Regions from separate parts of the Homo sapiens genome. Here region 1 is linked to region 2. Evidence: read pairs that join two places in POLR2A ChIA-PET (ENCODE). Cell type or tissue: Panc1. All regions are shown on one strand. Links, peaks and the distances in the headings refer to the core of each region. The heading gives the core; the rest is flanking DNA.

Evidence for each region. ChIA-PET counts read pairs that join two places held together with the same protein. Peaks named below come from ENCODE experiments on the same cell type or tissue, not always from the same donor. Only the 100,000 strongest peaks of a DNase experiment are listed, where the experiment ranks them.
Region 1: POLR2A ChIA-PET joins it to region 2 with 5 read pairs; 2 of 35 experiments call an interaction of 5 or more read pairs at or near these places.

Annotation. Positions count from the first base shown.
Region 1 is chr7:100,909,319-100,912,333 of GRCh38, forward strand. No RefSeq gene overlaps it. Among named protein-coding and RNA genes, the nearest start is that of ACHE, 15 kb to the left of the region's middle. In Panc1, for the core only: no CTCF peak of the experiment used is centred there; no DNase peak of the experiment used is centred there.
Region 2 is chr7:100,791,365-100,794,019 of GRCh38, forward strand. It overlaps ZAN (zonadhesin), which reads left to right. Exons shown (of 48, transcript NM_003386.3): 41 at 602-784; 42 at 1,041-1,115; 43 at 2,456-2,654. Among named protein-coding and RNA genes, the nearest start is that of EPHB4, 35 kb to the right of the region's middle. In Panc1, for the core only: no CTCF peak of the experiment used is centred there; no DNase peak of the experiment used is centred there; H3K27ac peaks cover 341 bases.

The DNA of each region.
Region 1 (3,015 bases), core at 261-2,760, 120 kb after region 2:
GACTCATGCCTGTAATCCAGCATTTGGGAGGCCGAGGTGTGTGGATCACCTGAGGTCAGGAGTGTGAGACCAGCCTGGCCAACATGACCAAACCCCGTCTCTACTAAAAATACAAAAATTAGCCGGGCATGATGGCAGGTGCCTGTAATCCCAGCTGCTCAAGAGGCTGAGGCAGGAGAATCACTTGAACCTGGGAGGTGGAGGCTGTAGTGAGCCAAGATCGCACCACTGCACTCCAGCCTGGGTGACAGAGTGAGACTCTGTCTCAAAAAAAAGGCTGGGTGTGGTGGCTCATGCCTGTAATCCCAGTACTTTGAGAGGCCGAGGTGGGTGGATCACCTGAGGTTAGGAGTTCAAGACCAGCCTGGCCAACATGGCAAAACCCTGTCTCTACTAAAAAATACAAAAAATTATCTGGGCCTGGTGGCGGGCGCCTGTAATCCCAGCTATTTGGGAGACTGAGGCAGGAGAATTGCTTGAATCTAGGAGGTAGAGGTTGCAGTGAGCCGAGATCGCACCACTGCCCTCCAGCCTGGGCAACACAGCGAGACTCTGTCTCAAAATAAATAAATAAATAAATAAATAAATAAATAAAAAGGTGTTCGGCTCTATAAAGATCTACTTTTCCCCAAATCTATTTTTTTCTTTTTAAGGGACAGGGTCTTGCTCTGTCACCCAGGCTGTAGTACAGTGGCATAATCATAGCTCACTGCAGCCTCAAACTCCTGGGCTCAAGTGAGCCTCCCACCTCAGCCTCCCCAGTAGCTGGGACTACAGGTGTGTGCCACCCCGCTGGGCTAATTTTTGCATTTTTTGTAGAGAAGGGGTCTTGCTATGTTGCCCAGGCTGGTCTCGAACTCGTGAGCTCAAGCAATCTGCCCGCCTCAGCCTCCCAAAGTGCTGGGATTACAGAAGTGAGCCACTGTGTCTGGTCTACGTTTTTATTTTAAATTGAGCATTAAGGGAATGCAGTCTTTTAATCAGAACTCTGCCAATGCTTTTTATCTAGATGCCTATTGCCACTTTTGTCTTCTATGAAATTTTTGTCTCAAGAAAAGCAGGATTACATTTTTTTTCCTTAACAGATTGAGTTGGTGATGTGTATTCTTGGTTACCAAAATGCTCACATAGCTTTAGGTTTTGAATGGGTAAATATTCATGATGCGTGAAAAAGCATAATACGTATTGTGTGATCTCAGTCCTATGAGATTGGATGTTCTGCCTACACCCAGGACCCTAGAAGGAATGTCAAGCTGTAAAATGCTGGTGATTGTGGATGACTTTGTTTTTTGCTTCCTGTTTTTCAATTTCCTTTTTTTTTTTTTTTTTTTTTTTTTAGGCGGAGTCTCACTCTGTCACCCAGGCTGAAGTGCAATGACGCAGTCTTGGCTCACTGCAACCTCCGCCTCTTGAGCTCAAGCGATTCTCCTGCCTCAGCCTCCTGAATAGCTGGGATTACAGGCACATGCCACCACACCCGGCTAATTTTTGTAATTTTAGTAGAGATGAGGTTTCACCATGTGGGCCAGGCTGGTCTTGAATTCCTGACTTCAGGTGATCCACCCGCCTCGGCCTCCCAAAGTGCTATGATTACAGGCATGAGCCACTGTGCCCGGCCTATTTCTTCTATCTAATTGTATTTTTGTAGCTATCAACCAACCTCTCTTCACTGCCCCCTCCCTACACTCTGATAACTGTCAGTCTACTCTACCTCCACGAGGTTCTTCCTTTTTTTTTTTTTCTGAGACAGAGTCTTGCTCTGTTGCCCAGGCTGGAGAGCAGTGGCATGATGTTGGCTCACTGCAACCTCCGCCTCCTGGGAGTCAAGTGATTCTCCTGCCTCAGCATCCCGAGTAGCTGGGATTACAGGTGTGCAGCACCATGCCCGGCTAATTTTTGTATTTTTAGTAGAGATGGGGTTTCACCATGTTGGCCAGGATGGTCTCAAACTCCTGACCTCAAATGATCTGCCCCCCTCGGTCCCCAAAGTGCTGGGATTACAGGCATGAGTCTCACTGGCGTGAGAATTTAGAAGCACCTCTCCCACCCGCGCCCAGCTGGCCTCTTCTAGAATTTTATATAAATGGAATAGTCATATTGTCTACTATTTGACTTTTTTCACTATCCTAATGTTGTTGCAATTCTTCCAAGTCAGTTCACATATATTTCATTCCTTCTTATTGCCAAAGAGGATTCCATTGTATGGATATACCAAAATTTATCCCTTCACTATCTGATAACCTCCCTTCTTAATTTTTAGCTATTATAATTAGTACACTCAAAACTTGTGTGTGTATACATGTTCATTTCTCTTAAGTAAATACCTAGATCAAGATAATCAGGCTGGGCGAGGCAGCTCATGCCTGTAATCCCAGCCCTCTGGGAAGCTGAGGCTGGAGGATTGCTTGAGCCCAGGAGTGTGAGACCAGTTTGGGCAACATGGTGAAACTCTGTACAGAAAAATAAAAAAAATTAGCCGGGTGTGGTGGTGCATGCTTGTAATCCCAGCTACCCAGGAGGCTGAGACAGGAGGATTGCTTGAACCCGGAAGATTGAGGCTGCAGTGAGATGTGATCACACAACTGCATTCCAACCTGGGTAACAAAATGAGACCCTGTCTCAAAAAAAAAAAAAAAAAAAAAAGAGATGGCGGGGCACGGTGGCTCATGCCTGTAATCCCAGCACTTTGGGAGGCTGAGGCAGGTGGATCACCTGAGGTCAGAAGTTTGAGACCAGCCTGGCCAACATGGTGAACCCTGGTCTCTACTGAAAATACAAAAAATTAGCTGGGTGTGGTGGTGGGTGCCTGTAATCCCAGCTACTTGGGAGGCTGAGGCAGGAGAATTGCTTGAACCCGGGAGGCGGAGGTTGCAGTGAGCTGAGATTGTGCCACTGCACTCCAGCCTGGGCGACAGAGCGAGACTGTTTCCAAAAGGAAAAAAAAAAAGATAATCAGTAGGACCAAGACATGGGAACAAAGACTGTTCGCTGCTCTCAACAGACGCTACTCAGTGC
Region 2 (2,655 bases), core at 156-2,655:
TTTCCTCCTCCTCCTCTTCCTCCTCCTTCTCCTCCTCCTCCTCCTTCTTCTTCTCCTCCTCCTACTTCTTCTTCCTCTGTCACCCAGGCTGGAGTGCAGTGGCATGATCTCAGCTCACTGCAACCTCTGCCTCCCAGTTTCAAGTGATTCTCGTGCCTCAGCCTCCCAAGTAGCTGGGACTACAGGCATGGGCCACCACGCTCAGCTAATGTTCGTATTTTTAGTAGAGACAGGGTTTCACCATGTTGGCCATACTGGTCTCGAACTCCTGACCTCAAGGGATCTGCCCACCTAGGCCTCCCAAAGTGCTGGGATTACAGGTGTGAGCCACCACACCCAGCCCCAGTAGTTCTTATTTCTTTTTTTAAAATATATTTTTTAGAGACCGGGTCGTGCTCTGTTACCCAGGCTGGAGTGCAGTGGCGTGATCTTGGCTCACTGCAGTTTCCACCTCCTGGGCTCAAGTCATCCTCCTGCCTCAGCCTCCCGGGTAGCTGGGACTCCAGGCAGCCACCACCATGCCCGGCTAATCAGTTCTTCTTCTTCCCCCACTTCACCTTCCTTGGGGCCTCACCTGACCCCGTGGCTGTCTCTACTGCAGGGCTATACCAGCGGAGGAGGAGGGACAAGGGGCGGAGCTGGGCCTCCGCACGGGCCTCCAAGTGTCCGAATGTAGCCCGGAGCAGCTGGCGAGCAACAGCACCCAGGCCTGTAGGGTGCTGGCAGACCCCCAGGGCCCCTTTGCTGCCTGTCACCAGACGGTGGCCCCAGAGCCCTTCCAAGAGTGAGTCATGGGCCCAGGACTTGTGGGAATGGCCCAGGTGCCTGCTCTGGTCTTTCCCTGGGGCCTCCTGCCCGCTTCCTGACCCAAGCTCTGTGTGGTTCACTCCTCCGTTCTCCCTGTGGCCTAATTTCCTTGTGACCCTCACTGGACACCGACTGATGTCTTTCTGTTTGGGGTTCCAGGCTCTCTTCTGCAGGGGTGGGTCTCCTCCCCTCCCCAAACTGACTGTGCCCTTCCTGCCCCCTCTCTGCACCAGGCACTGCGTGCTGGATCTGTGCTCTGCTCAGGACCCAAGAGAGCAAGAGGAGCTGCGTTGCCAGGTCCTCAGTGGGTACGCCATCCTCTGCCAGGAGGCGGGCGCTGCCCTGGCTGGCTGGCGGGACCGCACCCTCTGCGGTGAGGTGTTGCCCCTCCCTGTGCCGACCCTGACCCCTCTGCCGTCCACCTCTGCTGAACGCTCTTCCCACCATTGCCTCATCTCGGGCTTTCTGTCTTAGTCCCATCATCCCTCGAATTTCTGCCTTAGTCCCAGGTCCAAGTCAGCACAACCGGCAGCCTGGCTCCTTCTCTGCCCCTGCCTGGGAGCCTCCCAACCCCATCCCGCATCCCGCTCCTTCCTGCCAAGGTCCACCTTCGCTCAACCAGTTCCTTCAAATGTTCTAATGTTGCAGACCCTGGATGGGCTGGGCGTGGTGGTTCACACCTGTAATCCCAGTGCTTTGGGAGGTTGAGGCTGGAGGATGGCTTGAGCCCAGGAGTTCCAGCCAGGCTGCAGTGAACCATGACCGCACACCACCACACTCCAGCCTGGGCAACAGAGCAACATCCTATCTCAAAAAAAAAAAAAAAGAAAGAAAGAAAGAAAGAACGAAAAAAAGAAAGAAATTAAAAAAAGAAAAGACTAGACAGGCTGGACATGGTAGCTCATACCTGTAGTTCCACCACTTTGGGAGGCAGAGGCAGGAGGATCAATTGAATCCAAGAGTTTGAGACCGGCCTGGGGAACCAGTGAGACCCCATCTCTATAAAAATCTTAACAAATTGGCCGGGTGTGGTGGTGCATGCCTGTAACTCCAGTCACCAGGGAGGCTGAGGTGGGAGGATCATTGGAACCCAGGAGTTGGAGGCTGCAGTGAGCCGTGATCACGCCAGCCTGGGCACTCCAGCCTGGGCAACAGAGTGACTCCATCTCTAAAAAAAATTTAAAAAAATAAAAAATAAAAAAAAGACCCTAGATGAAGCTGCAACACGTTCTAGCTTCCTGCCTATATGCAACGCTGAGTGTTTTTGTTTTTGTTGTTGTTGTCTGAGACAGAGTTCGCTTTTTGTTGCCCAGACTGGAGTGCAGTGGCATGATCTCGGCTCACTGCAACCTCCGCCTCCTGGGTTCAAGCGATTCTTGTCTCAGCCTCCCGAGTAGCTGGTATTACAGGTGCCCGCCACCACGCCCGGCTCATTTTTGTATTTTTAGCAGAGATGGGGTTTCACCATGTTGGCCAGGCTGGTCTTGAACTCCTGACTTCAGGTGATCCACCTGCCTCATCCTCCCAAAGTGCTGGGATTTCAGGTGTGAGCCACTGTGCCCAGCCTACTCTGAGTTTTATCGGGTGACCTTGCCCCTGTTTGGCCTGCCCAGCCCCAGCCAGTTTCTGACCATGACTGTCCCCGCAGCCATGGAGTGTCCAGCAGGTACCATATATCAGAGCTGTATGACACCCTGCCCAGCATCCTGTGCCAACCTGGCAGACCCCGGGGACTGCGAGGGCCCCTGCGTGGAAGGCTGCGCCAGCATCCCAGGCTATGCCTACAGTGGCACCCAGAGCCTCCCCTGGCTGACTGTGGCTGCACCAGCAATGGCATCTACTACCAGG